Linked DNA regions of Homo sapiens: region 2 is linked to region 1. The links are chromatin loops, found by intact Hi-C in ENCODE. Cell type or tissue: sigmoid colon. All regions are shown on one strand. Each heading gives the region's core, and the rest is flanking DNA. Links, peaks and the distances in the headings are about the cores only. Region 1 has its middle 17 kb from the start of TMPRSS13. Region 2 overlaps DSCAML1 (DS cell adhesion molecule like 1).

What was found. A loop is a pair of places that touch in the nucleus more often than their neighbours do. Peaks named below come from ENCODE experiments on the same cell type or tissue, not always from the same donor. Only the 100,000 strongest peaks of a DNase experiment are listed, where the experiment ranks them.
Region 2: it touches region 1 in a loop (6-fold over the local background); 46 of 110 quality-filtered maps call a loop at or near these places.

Annotation. Positions count from the first base shown.
Region 1 is chr11:117,942,243-117,951,018 of GRCh38, reverse strand. No RefSeq gene overlaps it. Among named protein-coding and RNA genes, the nearest start is that of TMPRSS13, 17 kb to the right of the region's middle. In sigmoid colon, for the core only: CTCF peaks have their summits at 3,726 and 3,925 (motif pointing right); a DNase peak (open chromatin) is centred at 3,938; H3K27ac peaks cover 657 bases.
Region 2 is chr11:117,421,688-117,430,463 of GRCh38, reverse strand. It overlaps DSCAML1 (DS cell adhesion molecule like 1), which reads left to right. Exons shown (of 33, transcript NM_020693.4): 33 at 1,661-2,692. The coding sequence ends at 2,136. Among named protein-coding and RNA genes, the nearest start is that of CEP164, 98 kb to the right of the region's middle. RefSeq lists enhancers at 1-377, 378-1,056. In sigmoid colon, for the core only: a CTCF peak has its summit at 4,098 (motif pointing left); a DNase peak (open chromatin) is centred at 4,063.

The DNA.
Region 1 (8,776 bases), core at 223-8,222:
TGGCAAATGCATGCACGTCACTTTGGAGAATTCACTGGCCTTTGTCCTGGGCTCTCTCCCTTTGGCTTTGTCTCTGCAAATCTCAGACTATCTCCAGGTCTGGATCTTTCTAGAAAGGTTGCTTCTGTTTACCTGTTCCCCAGGTGCCACCACAGTAGCTCTGGACAGGTGGAGTCAAAAGTGGTGCTGAGCTGCAGGTGACCACCCAGGGTTTACTGCCCAGTTCCCTGGATGGATTCCAGTGGGTATTTGTGTGTATGTGTTGGTGGGGGCAGTGGAAGGGTTAATAATAGGAAGAATTCTTGCTTGTTTTGGGTTGGAGGAGGATAACTGTGTTTTTCTAAAAAGTTAAAAATCACTTTCTTATGCTTTTTGGTTTGATGTGAATCATTTCTTCAGGACCTTTTCATCTCAGAGAATTCACAAACTCAAGGTTCTGGGCTTGACAAGTGAGAAACAAACCCCAGGTTGAGGTTAAACTATCAAGATAACATCACTCCAGCCAGCCAGCTGCTTTCCTTGACGACACCCTCTACCGGAGGGTTTCTCAGCCTCAACATTTGTGACATTTTTGTCTGGGTAATTCTCGTGGAGGGCTGTCTTGTGCATTTTGGGGTTGTTAGCAGTGTCCTGGCCTCGATCCAATTGATGCCAGCGGCATTCCTCACCACTAGTTGTGACAACCAAAAATGTCTAGAGATTGCCAATGTGCCTTGATTGAGAACTGCTGCCCTATGTATTCAAAGGTTCTTTCCAATTTCAACCCAGAGCAACTGCTATGGAAGTTCAAAAGAGAGAAAGTGCTTTTATCTGAATGTTGGGGGCAGGGGGGCAAAAGAAGCATTCTTTCTTTTTTTTTTTTTTTTTGAGACGGAGTCTCACTCTGTCACCCAGGCTGGAGTGCAGTGGTGCAATCTTGGCTCACTGAAACCTCCGCCTTCCAGGTTTAAGCAATTCTCTGCCTCAGCCTTCCGAATAGCTGGGATTACAAGTGCACGCCACCACGCCCGGCTGATTTTTGTATTTTTAGTAGAGACGGGGTTTCACCATCTTGGCCAGCCTGGTCTTAAACTCCTGACCTCGTGATCCACCCATCTCAGCCTCCCAAAGTGCTGGGATTACAGGCGTGAGCCACCGCACCTGGCCAAAAAGCATTCATTTTAAAATTCATTTATATATTTCATACGTAGGGTGTGCGTGGTTCAGGGCACAGGGATGGAGTCAGACCTGAATTTAAATCCTGCTTCTCCCACTTATTAGTTATGCCATCTTCAACAAGTTACTTAACATCTCCTGGCCTTAGTTTCCTCATCTATAAAGTGGGAATAACAGCGGTACCTGGATGCAAAGATGAAAAGAGAGATTGAAAGGAAAGAGCTTGTAAGTGCTCAATACACATTGGGGATTATATCCTAAAAATCAGCCAAGGCCTCCCTGCTCCTCAAGATTTAGATAAGACAAGCTTGAATCTCAAGCCCCAGGCCTGATGTGGTCTGGAGCCCTGCTTGAGAGGAATTTCCAGGGGGATGTGTGGGCCACCCTGCCTTTACCTCTGGGCTTCTGTTTTCAAACGTGTGTTTTCTGTTCTGCTCCATGGGTAGCAATCTCAGTTCTTCCCTTGATTTCCACCAAAACCAAGACAGAAACCAAATTAAGAAGTAAAAATCCCCTTGCATAAAACATCCATGACTATGATCGATTTTGTGAAAATGAAGGGCTCAGAGGAGAGACCACATTGTGCCCTGATTGGACACACGATTGAATGCACACATTGATCTTCCTGGCTTGAGAATCACATCGGGCGCCTTGCCATGGGAGTCTCTTATTGAGGCATCATCCTAAGTGCCGTTTCTTCTTTATCTCTGTCTTCCTTCCTCACTGTTCAATCTTCTCCTCCATCTCTCTCTGTCTCCTTCTCACCATTCAGGTGTCATCTTACATCACCTTCTTAGATAGATCCCTGACCTCATTTTTAGAGGTGCCTCCCTTCTTTCCCATTAGCCACTTCCTTTTTATTTTTATTTTTTATTTTTTGAGACAAAAATAATTTTTTTGGTGGGGGGACAGAGCAAGACTGTCCCCCAGGCTGGAGTGCAGTGGCATGACCTCTGCTCACTGCAACCTCCACCTCCCAGGTTCAAGCAATTCTCCTGCCTCAGCCTCCCCAGTAGATGGGACTACAGGCATGCACCACCACGCCCAGCTAATATTTTTGTGTTTTTGGTAGAGAAGGGGTTTTGCCATGTTGGCCAGGCTGCTCTCGAACTCCTGACCTCAGGTGATCCGCCCACCTCAGCCTCCCAAACTGCTGGGATTACAGGCGTGAGCCACTGCGCCCGGCCCTAACATCCTTCTTCTATTCCAGCATCTGATCCAGGGTGTCATAATTAGTTGCCATGTCTCCATAGGCTCCTCTTGGCTGTGACAGTCTCTGGGTAGAGGTGAGCCACCGCGTCCGGCCAAAAATATTTTTAATTAATTAATTAATTTTTTTTGGCGGGGCGGGGGGTGTCTCTCTCTGTTGCCTAGGCTGGAGTGCAGTGGTGTGATCTCCGCTCACTGCAGCCTCAATCTCCTGGGCTCAAGTGATCCTCCCCCCTCAGCCTTCCAAGTACCTGAGACTACAGGCATACTCCACCACGCCTGGCTAGTTTTTGTATTTTTTGTAAAGACAGGGTTTTACCATCCTGAGCTCAAGGGATCCACCCGCCTCGACCTCCCAAAGTGCTGGGATTACAGGAAGCCACCACACCCAGCCCCACCAGCCACTTCCTATCATTTCATATCATTTTCTTTTCTTTCTTTCTTTCTTTCTTTTTTTTTTTTTTTTGAGGTGGAGTTTTGTTCTTGTTGCCTAGGCTGGAGTGATGCCACAATCTCGGCTCACTGCAACCTCCACCTCCCGGGTTCAAGCAATTCTCCTGCCTCAACCTCCCGAGTAGCTAGGATTACAGGCATGTGCTACCACACCTGGCTAATTTTTGTATTTTTTGTAGAGACAGGGTTTCTCCATGTTGGTCGGGCTGGTCTCGAACTCCTGGCCTCAGGTGATCCGCCTGCCCCGGCCTCCCAAAGTGCTGGTGTTACAGGCTTGAGCCACCGCACCCGGCCGTCATTTTATTTTCTTTATGACACTTAATACTACAGAAATCATCAGTTTACTTACTTGTTCAGTTGTCTGTTGCCTGTCTCCCATTCCTTACTAGAATGTAAGCTTCTTGAGAGCAGGGCTCTTGTCTATGTGCACAGCACAGCACTCTTGTATCCAGAACCCCAGCTGCCTTGGAGCCAGTCTTCCTACTATAAGGTTAGGTCTGCAAATGGCGTCATGTTGACCTGATCCCTGTACCTTCATATATCCTGCACAGGATTGAACAGGGATGTCTAACGCTCAGCTTTAAATGATTTGCCAACATTGCCACCCCCTACCTGCCCCTTCACCCCCCGACCACTTGATCCCTGCCTTCTGACTCTAGATGTTCAGTAAAGTGTGCTCTTCACTCTGGCGTGTGGAGGCTGGGGTGTTGTCTAATGGGGTACATGGTGTACAGAAGGAGCGGCATGAATAGGATGCAGATATAGAGGTAAAACTGGGAAACTTTAAGACCCCTCCGGAATCCTTAAGGTTTGGAGAGTGCCCCTAGCTCTGCCCATACATGGGCTGGATCGCTCTGAGAGCAGGATGCCCTAAGGACATCTAAGAAGCTGACATATGGTGACATCTTTCCTCAAGAGGATGCTCAGGGCCAAAGCCACACAGTGGGAATATAGTCATGGGGGACGAGGACTTGCAGGAGGGTTGACTTAGCTGTCATGGGGCCCTGGTTTGCGGTTGTTCTAGCCTGGGGGATTCAGGCTGGCCAGCATGGTGGAGTGGGTGGAGTGAGTGGAGTGAGCAGGAGAGCCTTTCCTAGGTCTGCCACTAGGTGGCGCCCTAAGCCAAGTCCTGGAAGGCTAAGCAAGCCAAAGGGAGCTTGTTCTCCAAGCCACTTCCCAGGAAATGACTCAGGGGGGATGACTTCATCAGTGGGATGTTCTTCACTGGGATCAGTGGGGTGAGACCCAGGAGCACTGCATCACCCCATTAAAGCTGAGCTGTTCTCAGGGTGATGAGTGCCATTGGGGGTGGTCTTTTGACTCATTCATTCTTTCTCTCATTCTACATTCATCAGCATTCTAATGAGGTACTGCAAGGTACAAGGCATTGCACCTGTTCTAGAGCGACAAGGCAAGCATTTCCTCAAAGAGACTCCTGTCCTGCTCCCTCTTGAGTTTGGGCAGTGTAGTGGGAGGATGGGAGTGAGGTCCAAAAACTGGTGTCTGAGCATGGAAAATGGGGGTGTGGATGATGCAATGGGGAACACCCTGGCTCAGCCCAAACCCACAGCTCTATCTCAAACTCACTCCCAGAGTGCTGGGATTACAGGTGTGAGCCACTGCACTCGGCATAAGCTTTTTTAAGCGCATATCTTATCTCCCCCACTAGCTGAATGGTAAAACAGGCCAGGTCATATCACATTCACCACTATCTCACCAGCTCCCACCCAGCCGTGCTTCCCCAGGATTTAGCACAGTACCTTGGACATTAGGATGTTCAGTGAAGATCTGATCATGATGATGATGATGATGATGATGATGATGATGATGATGATGAATCCGTGGGCCATCTGCAAGGAGGTAGTAGGAATGTGACAGAGGCCCTGCCTGGCAAGGGCTGAATATCACAGATATTACTAAAGATGTCAAAGGTCACTGAGGCAGGGAGGTGCATGACACTGAACATGAGAGTAGCCAGCAGCTTTTTGGAAGCAGCCATGTCTCAGGCAGCTGGCACAGAGAGGCCTCCCAGCAAAGCCATCACCACCCTCATTTTTATTCTTGTGCCTCTATATTGCAGATGAACATGGATTACATTTATTGTAACACTATGGGTCCCACTAGACAAAGACTTCACACTCATCTCCTACTGGTTTGAAATCTCCTGGTGATAGAAGGATACAAGACAATATTATTCCCTGAGCACAAGAATAGGTAATGATCTTCATTGCTTATTCCCTCATGTATTCATTCATTTACTGAGTGTCTACTACACGTCCTCCACTGTGATAGGTAGATACTTAGATGCCATAATGAGCAGAAACAGATATGGCCTGTCTTCACTGAGTTTAAAATCTTGACAGACATCAACCAAATTATCATACAAATATAAAATGATGGCTGTGATTAGTGCTACAGATAGGCACATGGCGCAGGAAAGCATGTCACAGGAGGATTTAGCCAGGAAACAAGCCCCTCCTTCACCAATATGGAAGGAAACCAGGAAACCAGTATAGAAACAGATATCCAAGCAGATGTCCAAGCAGAGCTGAGACCCCCTGCTTCCACGCTGACTTCTGTCCCCCTAGAGGTTAATTGACTGCTTTGCATTTGGATTTGGGAGCTGTCATGACCTGAGGGGCAGCTAGAAACACAAGCTCTATCACATTATGGATTTGATCAAATAGCAAGATACCCAATGGCCCAATGGACTGTCCAGGATTCACTAATCACCTATTCTATCATTTCAAGTGGAAAGAAATTCGCCCTAATTTCAGGGAGATGAGAAAATAGGGAGTTAGAGTTTTAGGATGGCCAGCGCATCCAGGTTTGCCCGGGGCTTTCCCAGTTTTAGCACTAAAAGTCCCACATTCTGGGACTGTTCTGGTTTTAGAACTGAAAGTTCTGCATCCTGGAAACTCCCTCAGTTCTGGGCAAACCAGGACATCAGTCATCTTAACGCTAATCTCTGCCCAACACTGCTTCTCAGTTTCCTCTTCTGTAAGATGAAGAAGTTTGATTAGAACAAGCGTTCTTGGTCCTGGCTGCTAATTAGAATAGGCAAGGAGTCTCTTTTAACAATACCAATACTCAGGCTTTCCTGCCAGAGATTTGGTTGGTATGAGACCCAGGTGTCAGTGATTTGTAAAACTTCCCATTGATGGTTTTGATATGAGGCCAGGAATGAAAACCATTGCTCTAGCTAATCTAAAGTTTTTTTGTGGCACTCTGATTCTCATCTAGGGTGAGTTAGTTATATGTGCATCCATTAATTCATTTTTCCCCAAGCTCCCAGGGCTGGCTGGAGTTGCCATTGTTGTTCCTATTGATGACATAATATACTTCTTTCTCTCCTTCATTCTCTCCTTTGCTGCTGTCTCCTCCCTACCTCTTATTGGCCTGAGCTTCTAAGGCTGCTTGTCTCCGACCGTGATCACGAGGTCAGGATCACTTGGTGATGTCATTTCCTCTGTCTCACCTCTGTCCTGGCTTTCCCCTTCCCCAGTCTCTCTGACCTCCACTAGAGAAGCTAAAAGAGATCTCTGGGGAAAGAGCCAGGTGCTGTCCCAGAGAGTCCCTTCCTCGTCCTTCTTTCCGTGAAGGCCATATCCAGTGTATGCCTTTCCTAGGTGGGTTGTATTTGGGGGTCAGAGGCTGACCCTCCTTCACACACTGTTAGGGACTGGCACAGTCCATGCGAGGACCCAAGTCTGCCTAATATTCTGGGATCCAGCCTTGAAATCTCCACAGTGCTGATGGCAAAGGGGCTTGGTATGTGGAAGAAAGTTCCAAGAACTACAGTGCTCCAAGACCTCCACCAAAAACAGACCTCTTCCTTTACATGAGATAGAAATGGCATTTTCATCCTCTCAGTTATCTAGTAAAACCTTTTGGAGTCATCTTAACATCATTTCCCTCATGTGATCTTGCAGCAAGTCAGGTCTACTTCTAAAACAGATCCATGGCTACCAGCCTGGCCAAAGTCCCCATCATCTCTCACCTAGATAATAACAGGGACCTCTAAACTGCTCTCCCTGCCTTTCTCTGGTTTACCTCTGAGATATCTTTTAAAAATGTAAATCAGGTAGTGCCATCAATGTAATTCACCATATCAATATACTAAAAAAAATGATCATCTCAATAGGTGCAGAGAAAGCATTTGACATATTTTAACTTCTATTTATGGTTTAAAACTCTTGGGAAACTATGAACTTCCTCAACTTGATAAGGGACATTGATATCTATAGCTAACATATCTCTTAATGGTGAAAGACTAACGATTTCTCCCAAAAATCAAGAGCAAGGCAAAGATGCCTGTTTTCATCATTTTATTCAACATTGTACTAAAACCCTAGCAAGAAATAATTACATTTCAACTCAATATTGTACTAGAACAGCAAAGTACTAAAAACAAATAAAAGGTATATATATTGGAAAGAAACAGATAAAACTGCTTTCACAAACAACATCTGCATTAAAAAAAAAACTCAAGGAATTGAACAAAATATCTCATAAGTAATTTTAGCAAGGCCGAAGTGTCCAAAGTCAATACGCAAAAATCAATTGCATTTCTAGCAATGAACAATTGGAAATAGATATTTTTAAAAATACTATATATAGTCACATTGACAAACATGACATCTTTAGGGATAAATTTAACAGAATGTATGTAAGAGCTATACACTGCAAACTACAAAATGTTTCTGAGAGAAATTAAAGAACACCTAAAAAAAATAGAGAGATATACTATGTTCATGGATCATAAGACTCAATATTGTTTATTTCTCCCCATATTGATCTACAGAGTTTTGCAATCCTAATCAAAATTCTATTTGGCCTTTTTTTGTAGACATTAACAAGCTTCATTCCAGGTTGGTGGCTCATTCCTGTAATCCTTAGCACTTACTAAAATGTGGATTCCTTATTAGAATCCTCATGTATTATTCACCAGAATTTGTTCCTAACTTTTCACAAGATTTGTTTGGAACCCCCAGCACCTAGCCCAGACCTTGCATATAGGAGGCTCTCAAAATTATTTGTGGAAAATTTCCCCAGAAGGTTAACAGAGTTACCATATGACCCAGCAATTCCACTCCTATGGATATCCCCAAAAGAACTGAAAATATAAGCTCATGCAAAAACTTGCACATCAGTTGATAGCACCATTATTCATGATAGCCCAAAAGGGGAAACAATTCAAACGGCTATCACCTGATGAATAGATAAATAAAATGTGGCATATCCACACAATGGAGTGTTATCCACAGTTATTCACAATACAAAGAAATGAAGTACTGATACAAGCGTCAAGTCCAAGGGAAAAATTCTGCTTCACCCTCTGAAGTTTTGTTGAAAATCACTCACATAAGGCAGATTAATAGGAGAAAAGGTACATAAATTTATTTGACCATAGTTTTAGGTGACACAGGAGCTTTCAGAATGAAGACCCAAAGATACAGGGGAAGTTGTCCATTTTTATGCTTAGGTTCAACAAAGTATAGACAGCTGTGTGGAGAAATACGATTGGACAAAAAGGGTCTGATCTAATGCTAACAGAGTGAGTATGGAAATCCAGCAAGGCTGTCCATCTAGATTTTTGTTGACCCCTTTGAGCATGTGTTCCTTCCTTCTGGGTATGAGGGTCTAATGAACTACAGTCAGGTAAGGTAGGTCACATCATGTTTTATGGCCAGTTTTTACACTGGCGGTGTGGAGTTGGGGAGAGAGATTGATACTTTTAGGTTTTATGGCTGGCTTTGGAGAAAAGGAGTTTGGGTTTCTATGACCCACCTTGGAAAAGAGGGATTCCAGTCTCAACGGCTGGCCTCGGGGGAGAATGGGACTGAGAAACAGGAGGGCAGGAGCAGGTCAGAGAAAAACTTTTGTTTCTGAGGTCTTCATTTTGAGGTGTTGTTTTCTGAGTCCCAACATAAGCCACAGCGCAGATGGACCTTGAAAA
Region 2 (8,776 bases), core at 621-8,620, 520 kb after region 1:
TGCCAACGATAGTATCTACTTTGCATTGTCATAATGGGCATTAGAAATGATATACATCCCCAGCGTGTTGTAAGGCCTCATTCATTCGGTAGTGAGCATCCCCTTAATCTGAAGCTGTGCCAGGATGGAAACAGATCCCTTCAGGGTCAGCTGCCCAAGGGCCTCTGGTCTCAATGCTGTTTGAATTTAATCCAGACCCAAACAAACAATCCTGGCAGCTCCACCCACCATGGTCATACCTCTCAGTAGGCAGTGACCTGGCCTGGCTGGGAACCATCTGACCCCACGGGCCTGGCCGGAGCATATGCCCTTAGAGGCTGGCAGGGCAGGGCTAGGATCAGCAGGGGGAGTCTATCAGCAGATGCTGGGGTCACAGCGTGCAAAGCCCAGACTATCAAACAATGCAGTCTGGTCTGCTTAGCACTGGCCATGCTAATTGAGGCAGGGGGCGGGGCTTTCTGGGTCATGGAAAGAAGAGCCTGGAACAATGGAAAGACTGTGGAGACTGTGACCCTGAATGACACCCCCACCCCTTTTAGCTGTGCAAATTTAGGCAAATGATTTAATCTCTCTGAACCTCAGTTTCCTCACTTGTAAAGTGCAGACAGGTATTAACCAATCCTAGGGGCTGTCGTGAGGATTCAATAAGAAAATCTAAGGAAAATGCCTGGCCCAGCTCCCCGGGGGAAGAGGCCCATTTGCAGGCAGGGTGCCCATGGAGCACGGGGGGTCAGGCGGTGGAGGTCTTAGAAGCAAGTCACATGGAGGCAGTTTAAGAAATAAGGAACTAGGTTGGGTGCGGCGGCTCATGCCTGTAATCCCAGCACTTTGGGAGGCCAAGGCAGGCGGATCACCTGAGATCAGGAGTTCCAGAGCAGCCTGGCCAACATGGCAAAACCCCATCTCTACTAAAAAAATACAGAAATTAGCTGGGCATGGTGGCACGTGCCTGTAATCCCAGCTACTCGGGAAGCGGAGGTTGCAGTGAGCCGAGATCATGCCACTGCACTCCAGCCTGGATGACAGAGCGAGACTCCGTCTCAAAAAAAAAGAAATTAGGAACTTTCCACCTGGAGAAGAGGGGACCGAGGGGGAGGAGAGGGGACATGTAGCTGACTTCAAACATCTGGAAGGCTGCCATGGGAAAGAGGGGAACGCCTTACTCTGTGAGACCTCAGAGAACAGAACCAGGCTCCATGGTGGGGAGGCGACAGGGAATGATATTCCTTTCCTCCTCAGGGTAAAGAAAAGCTTTCCACCAGCCAGAGCCATTAGGACATCCTCGTCCTTAGCAGTAGTGAGCTCTCCACTACCGGAAGCTGACCAGCCTCTAGTGACCATTGAACAACAAGCATCCATGTACTGGGCAGCTGTTATCTGCACCAGCCACTGTAGCAAAGCACTTTACCTCCCTCACCTCATTCGCTCCTCACAATAATCCTGTGGGGAAGTAAGATCATCCCCACTTCACAGATAAGGAAACGAAGGCTCAGAAGGGCCAAGTACCCGACCTTTCCGCTACTCTTTATTGCCCCCCAGTGGAGGGGCCCCTATGCCAAATCAGAGAGAAGACTGGGGGCAGGGGATGGGGTGGGGGCTGAACGAGCTGCTTCCAGAGGGCTATGACTCTCTGTAACATCCTCTGCCTCTGTGATTCCAGGTGACTACTGCAACCTGCCCCTGTATGCCAAGTCAGAGGCCTTCTTTCGAAAGGCAGATGGACGTGAGCCCTGCCCCGTGGTCCCACCCCGTGAGGCCTCCATCCGGAACCTGGCTCGAACCTACCACACCCAGGCTCGCCACCTGACCCTGGACCCTGCCAGCAAGTCCTTGGGCCTTCCCCACCCAGGGGCCCCCGCTGCCGCCTCCACAGCCACCTTACCTCAGAGGACTCTGGCCATGCCAGCCCCCCCAGCCGGCACAGCCCCCCCAGCCCCCGGCCCCACCCCTGCTGAGCCACCCACCGCCCCCAGCGCTGCCCCTCCGGCCCCCAGCACCGAGCCTCCACGAGCCGGGGGCCCACACACCAAAATGGGGGGCTCCAGGGACTCGCTTCTCGAGATGAGCACATCGGGGGTAGGGAGGTCTCAGAAGCAGGGGGCCGGGGCCTACTCCAAATCCTACACCCTGGTGTAGGGCCCGCAGGAAGAGCAGCCACGCCTGGACCGCGCCGCGCCGCAGCCCCACACGCCAGCTCGGCTGTTTTTCTGCATTATTTATATTCAACTGACAGACAAAAACCAACCAACGACAAAACAAAAACCCCCAATCATGAACGCCTGTACATAGAACTCTTTTGTACAAATGAAACTATTTTCTTCTTCTCCATGAAGCCAGGGCACAAAGAATTTGACAGTACAAGTCAAATCCCCCACCCCACAAAATATGTGTGGAGATATATATACATATATAGACAGACAGGAACGCGTCCACGAGCTATATATCTATATATTTCTCTCACCCTATTTTGAGACAGAGGCACAAAGACTCAGCAATTTTTTTCCCTCCTCCTCACCTTCCCCCCAGTCTAGGTGGTTTTGACAAAGACCAAAATCCCAACTCAGAGACACTGCATGCGATTTTACTGTTCCAAGAAAACCAGGAGTTGCTTCAATTTGCAGATGCTTATGTGTTAATACCTTTTTCTATGAAAAAAGACCCAGCGCCGTGTGCAATAAAGGTTATGTTTCTATGTGGTGGCTTTTTTCCCATCTGGCGAAGGCCAGCGGGGAGGGAGGAGAGAGCCCGACCCCAGGCCGTCTGTCTCTCATAAAGAGACTTTGTGAGAAGCCTGGGCTTTGGCTCAGTGCTCTAAGACTTTTAAAGGCTTGCAATTAGCCAAGGTGCCTCCTCTTCTGTTCTCAGAGCTGTGCTGGGCCCGCAAGGGGAACTAGGTCGGTGGCTTCGTGCAAACTCCTAAACCCCTCTGACCCACAGTGTCCTTACCTGTAAACGGAGGGAAGCTTGTAGCAGATGGAATGAGGCAACCTTGGCTCACCAAGCGCTGGGGAGCCTGGGATAGGGGAGGGGTTGCCTACTGGCTTCTTTCCTCCAAGAGAGTGCAGGGTAGCCAGGGGGCCAGGACTATACAAGACCAATAGCCCACAGTTGTGAAAGAGGTGCCTATCGGGAGCGGGGAAGAAGAGATTATCTATAGCTGGGGCACCAGGCCAAGGCCTAAAGTTCTGGGCTGACTCTTAGGACCAGATGAGGCCAGAGGGAGAAGAAGAGAAGTCGTCGGAGGTGAGAGGAGTGAGAGAAGCTCATGAAGGAGAGGGAATGGAGCTCAGCCAAAGAGAACCAGGTCAGCACATCAGGTACCTCACCTGGCTTCCAAGGAGTCAGCCAAGTGGAAGAAAAGGCGTCCACACGGAGGAGCAGGCAAGGTGCCGTGGGTGTCCAGAGGCCTGGTTTCTGATGAGAGGGTCCAGAGGGCATCACAGGAGGTGACAGGTGAGATGGACCTCCAGGGACTTGAAGGTTTGGAGAGGCAGAAGCAGGTGACTGGCCCCTGGGTGAAAAGGAAGTGCACCTAAGAAGTGCACAGGGGGCTCTTGAGCACTGCAATTGAGGCTGAGCTGTGGATCAGGAACCTGGAAGGAAGGTGAGTCTGGGACCCACCGCTCCCTAGGAGCTGAGAGGAGGAACTGGGAAGGGCTGGAGAAGGAGGGAGGAGTTTGTGCATGCAGGCAGCTGATACCTATCAGCCTGGGCCCCGGTGAGGCCGCACCTGGGATGCATGACCTTTCATAGAAGCATCTTCCGAATAGCAACTCATCCCACAAATTCTCTCTGAGCACCTAGAGTGTGTGGGATGCAGAGGAGTCCCTCGCATGAATAACTAGATTCCCGGGTCGGCACGGTGAGAGGGGAGGGGCAGAGATTCCGTACGCCTCGGTATTCCTAGGCTCATGAAGAAATGCTCATCTCAGCCCCCACACCCAGGACCCAGCCAAGAGAAGCAGCTAACGGCATCAGTTGAAAACCAAAGCTCTGCATTCCAGACACCTGGTGACAGCCCAGCTTCGTTCCATCTCTGGGAGGACGGAACGCCTCCCAAGGACGCGCACGCCATCTGCAGGTCGCCTCCAGAACTGCAGGCACAACGATCAAACCTGAGCTGTCCGCATAGAAGACCCCCAACCCCACCTCCCCTGCACACCAGATATTGGGCAAACAAACACGAATCAGAGCCACCTCCAACCAGCAAGAGGGAATGAAAAACTCCTCAGAGGCTAGAGGCGCAGAAGATAGAAGCAGCCTAAGGGCTCCGAAGGGGAACGCTGTCATGAAAATACATGACGGATCCCGATACTACGTGCCAGGTGCTGCTTGTAACCTCATTGCAGACTTGGGAGAAAGGTATCACGATTACCACGTGACAGGTGAGAAGGTTAGAGGAGCTAGAAGAGATGGGAATGAGATTTAAACTCATGAGCGTCCAATTCCTTAACTACTGAGCCATACTACCTGCTGTTCCACTGTTCAAAGATTAGAGTTTCAGTTCTTCCCCCAGGATGTTGCCAGGGGAAGAGTCCGCCAGGTCCAGGGAGCAAGCTGGACGCATGGGCAGAAAAACAGTTGAGGCAGGTGACCCAATATGCAGCACAGGATGGATCAAGGGCTCCAAAGTACTTTACCCTGGTGAGGGGCGGTGGTAGAAAAGGTGGAATTCAGCTCTGGGGAGCTGTTGGAGGTCTGGGACCTGAGGTGGACTCTGTAGGATGAGAAGGATTTGGAAAGGCAACAGAAAAGTAAGATGTGGGCCAGTCTAGCTTGTATTCCACTGGGCTAGGCCCCTTATTATAAAGCACAAAGTCTAGAAATTCAGGCATACTTGAGCAAAATCCACACGATTTTATTTGCTAATAATCTCTAACTTCAGTACGCTTTGCAGGGTTGTTTGAGACAGCATCTCACTCTGTCACCCAGGCTGGAGTGCAATGGTGTGATCACGGCTCACTGCAGCCTCGACCTTTCTGGCTCAAGTGATCTTCCTGCCTCAGCCCCTTGAGTAGCTGGGACTACAGGCACATGCCACCATGCTCGGCTAATTTTTGTACTTTTTTTTTTCCGTAGAGACAGGGTTTCACCATGTTGCCCAGGCTGGTCTCGAACTCCTGGACTCAAGCAATCCTCCCGCCTCAGCCTCCCAAAGTGCTGGGATTACAGGTGTGAGCCACTGCGCCAGGCCCTTAATATGTTTGTTAGCTAAACCACAAGCCTGCCTGTTTGATCCACACCCAGAAGCTAATTCACAAATCAGTGGCACTCCTGCTCCTCATTCATCCCCAGCTCATCCTCATTGAACTCTATGTATCTGGAACAGTCATCTTACACATTCACTTGCTCCTTTCCAAAACTCCACTTTGTCTACCATGGATAAGATGACCATCTGCCCTTGAGAGCCTTGATACTCTACATGTGGGTCACAGGCCAGTGGCACCAGCACCACCGTCACCTAGGAGCTTGTTGCAAATGCAAAAAAAATACCAGGCCTCACGCCAGAACCACTGAATCAGACTCTGCACTTCAGCAAAATCCCCAGGGGACCCATATGCACATCAACGTTTGAGAAACCCTCCTCTAGAAGACCTTCAGAGAGATTACCCCTTGTTCCCCCATTCTACCAACAACCAGAGCTAGACTAGTGGGTCTCAAACGTAGATGCACATCAGATTCACCTGAGGAGCTCGTTAAACAATACAGAAGCCCAGCTCTCACCAATCCTAACAGAATAGGAATTTGCTGGTATGCGGCCTAGGCTTTTTTTTTTTTTTTTTTTTGAGACAGGGACTTGCCCTGTAGCCCAGGCTGGAGTGCAGTGATGCTATCACGGCTCACTGCAGCCTCAATCTCCCCGACTCAGGTGATCCTCCTTCCTCAGCCTCTCGAGTAACTGGGACTATAGGCACTTGCCACCACACCTGGCTAGTTTTTGTATTTTTAGTAGAGAGGGGGTTTCATCATGTTGCCTAGGCTGGTATTGAACTCCTGAGCTTAAGCAATCGCCCACCTCGGCCTCCCAAAGTGCTGGGATTACAGGCATGAGCCACTGCACCTGACCAACATTTCTATTTTTATGGTGGTAAAAGATACATAAAATTCGCCATTTTAACCATTTTAAAATGTACAATTCAGCAGCATTAAGTATATTCACCTTGTTGTAAATCACTATCCATTTCCAGAACTTTCTCATCATTCCAGAAAGAAACTTTGTACCCATTAATCAATAACTCCCCATCTTCCTCTCTCTCAGCACCTGGCAACCACCATTCTACTTTCTGTCTGTATGAACCTGCCTATTCTGGGTACCTTGTATAAGTGGAATCATACAATATGTGTCCTTTTGGTTCTGGCTTATTTCACTTAGCATCATGTCTTCAAGCTGCATCCATGTTGCAGCATGTGTCAGAATTCCACTCCTGTTTGAGGATATTCCATTATTTACGACATGTTGCTTCTCCATTCATTTCCTCTCCTGGTGGACACGTGGGTTGCTTCTGCCTCTCAGCTATTGTGAATAATGCTGCTATGAACACAGGTGTACAAGGATCTGTTTGAGCCCCTCTTTTCAATTCTTTTGGGAATATAGCCAGGACTGGAACTGCTGAATCACATGCTCATTCTATGTCTTACTTTTTGAGGAACGAACAAACTGTTTTCCCCCAGGCATCTGTATTTTTTGTTTGTTTGTTTGTTTGTTTTTGAGACGGAGTCTCAATCTGTAGCCCAGGCTGGAGTGCAGTGGCACCATCTCGGCTCACTGCAACCTCCACCTCCCGGGTTCAAGCAATTATCCTGCCTCAGCCTCCTGAGTAGCTGGGATTACAGGCATGCGCCACCACACCCAGCTAATTTTTGTATCTTTGGTAGAGACAGGGTTTCACCATGTTGGCCAGGCTGATCTTGAACTCCTGACCTTGTGGCATCTGTATTTTTAACAAGCGAAATGATACCCAAGTATTTGTTCATTCACCAAATACCCAGAAGCACTTCCAATGATCTGGCACTGAGCTGGGCACTGGAGATGCAAAGGCCCTGTGGGTCTCTTCCTGCGCTCAAAGGCTCACTCCCCGGAGTGTGCGCAAACTGGCGGAGGCGGAAGGAGGGAAGCCTGGGTCAGGGAACAGCAGGGAGGGTTTGCTGTCTGCCAAAGCCTCATGATCCTCCACAGTGCACAGTTGTTGCGGGGAAGTCGCTACGCATCCCGTGACTACAGTTCCAGGCCCCCGATTCTCAGAGAAGGCGATGAGACTGAGCTTTGACCAGCGGAATGTGGCATAAGTGATACACGCTACTTTCAGGTCCAGCTCATAAAAACTTCCCTGGCCACCCTCTGCTCTCTCCAACTGTAAGTCAATGCCCAAGGTGAACTTGGAAGCCACTTATTGAAGATGGCAGATCCTCTATCACCCTGGCTTATACATCGATGTAGCGCAGAGGCCCCTCTATCCCCTTCAATGCCAGCTGGACTTTATGTGAGCAAGAAATAAACTTGCAGTAAGCACCGATACTTTGGAGTTTATTTTACAACAATTAGCATCATCTTAATTTATGCAGGAGATGAAGGGGAACTTGGCTCCCCATAGAAATTCTCCCTTGATAGATCAGGCCCAGGGCATCCTCCCCCGCACCGCCTGCCATACCATGTCACCCACCATACCATGTCACCTCCTCTTACCCTACATATTGGATTCCTATACAGGTAAAGGGTGGGAAAGGCAAAGGGAGACGCTGGTGAGCTTAGAGAGGAGGAGGGCATCTGTGTGTCTGTAGGAGAAGGGTGGGAGAACCAGGCTGAGCATGAACCCTGAGTCAGGGCTCTGTCCTTCCTCCCAGAATCCATGTCCTCTTCTGGGCAATGACAACAATACTCTAGGCCGAAGGAGGAATAGATGCCAGCTGGATTACCCTGGAGGTGATCCATACTTGGTTTTAGTGTCTCTAAGAATCGCACAATCTCAGGACTCAAAGAGACCTTCAACGCCACCTGGTCCACGCTTCCACCCAAATTGGGAATTCCATCTGCAATCAGCAAGAGTGGTCTGGCCTTCCCGTGCACACCTCCTGATGGAGAACTCATCACTTCCCCAGCCAGCACATCTCACCTGTGACAGCTCTAACAGCAAAACCTCCCTCACACTAAGCTTGGGTGGCCCCTCCAACTTCTACTCACAAGGCTCGGTACTGCCACTCCTGGGGGGCACCACAAAACAAGTCTCATCCCTTCCCAACTCAGAAGCCCTCCACAGATGGTATTTGAACATCGTCCTCAGCAGACAGGCTCCCCAAGGGCAGAGAAGGGTTCCACTGTCTCTTCCAGAGAAGGGACAGTGCCTGACTTAATAGGAGCACAACATATGTTAGACATAGATGAACAAAGGGTAAACAGTGGGAGAAACGGGCAAGGAGTAGACCAGTGAAGGCCGAGATCTCCTGAAACATTGGTTCTCTCCGCATAGTGTCCCCAAGTTACAAGAAAACAACACAACAGAATACCATCATGCCTGCTGCCGTTTGCTGAGAGTCTACTTGAGTCAAGCACCCTGATAACCACTTAGCACGGATACTCTCCTAGTTTTACCACTACCCTGTAAAAAAGAGTAACTCCTATAAGCACAAAACCCAAGTGGTGGTGTCTCAGGGCCGTAGTGCCAGTCAAAGAACCTCAATCCACTCAGCCACCAAAACGAAAGTTTTAAATAACTCAAGTTATCTGCTTTTGTTTTTGTGATCCTGAAGGGGTCCGAAGAGCAGATGTAAGTGACACCCG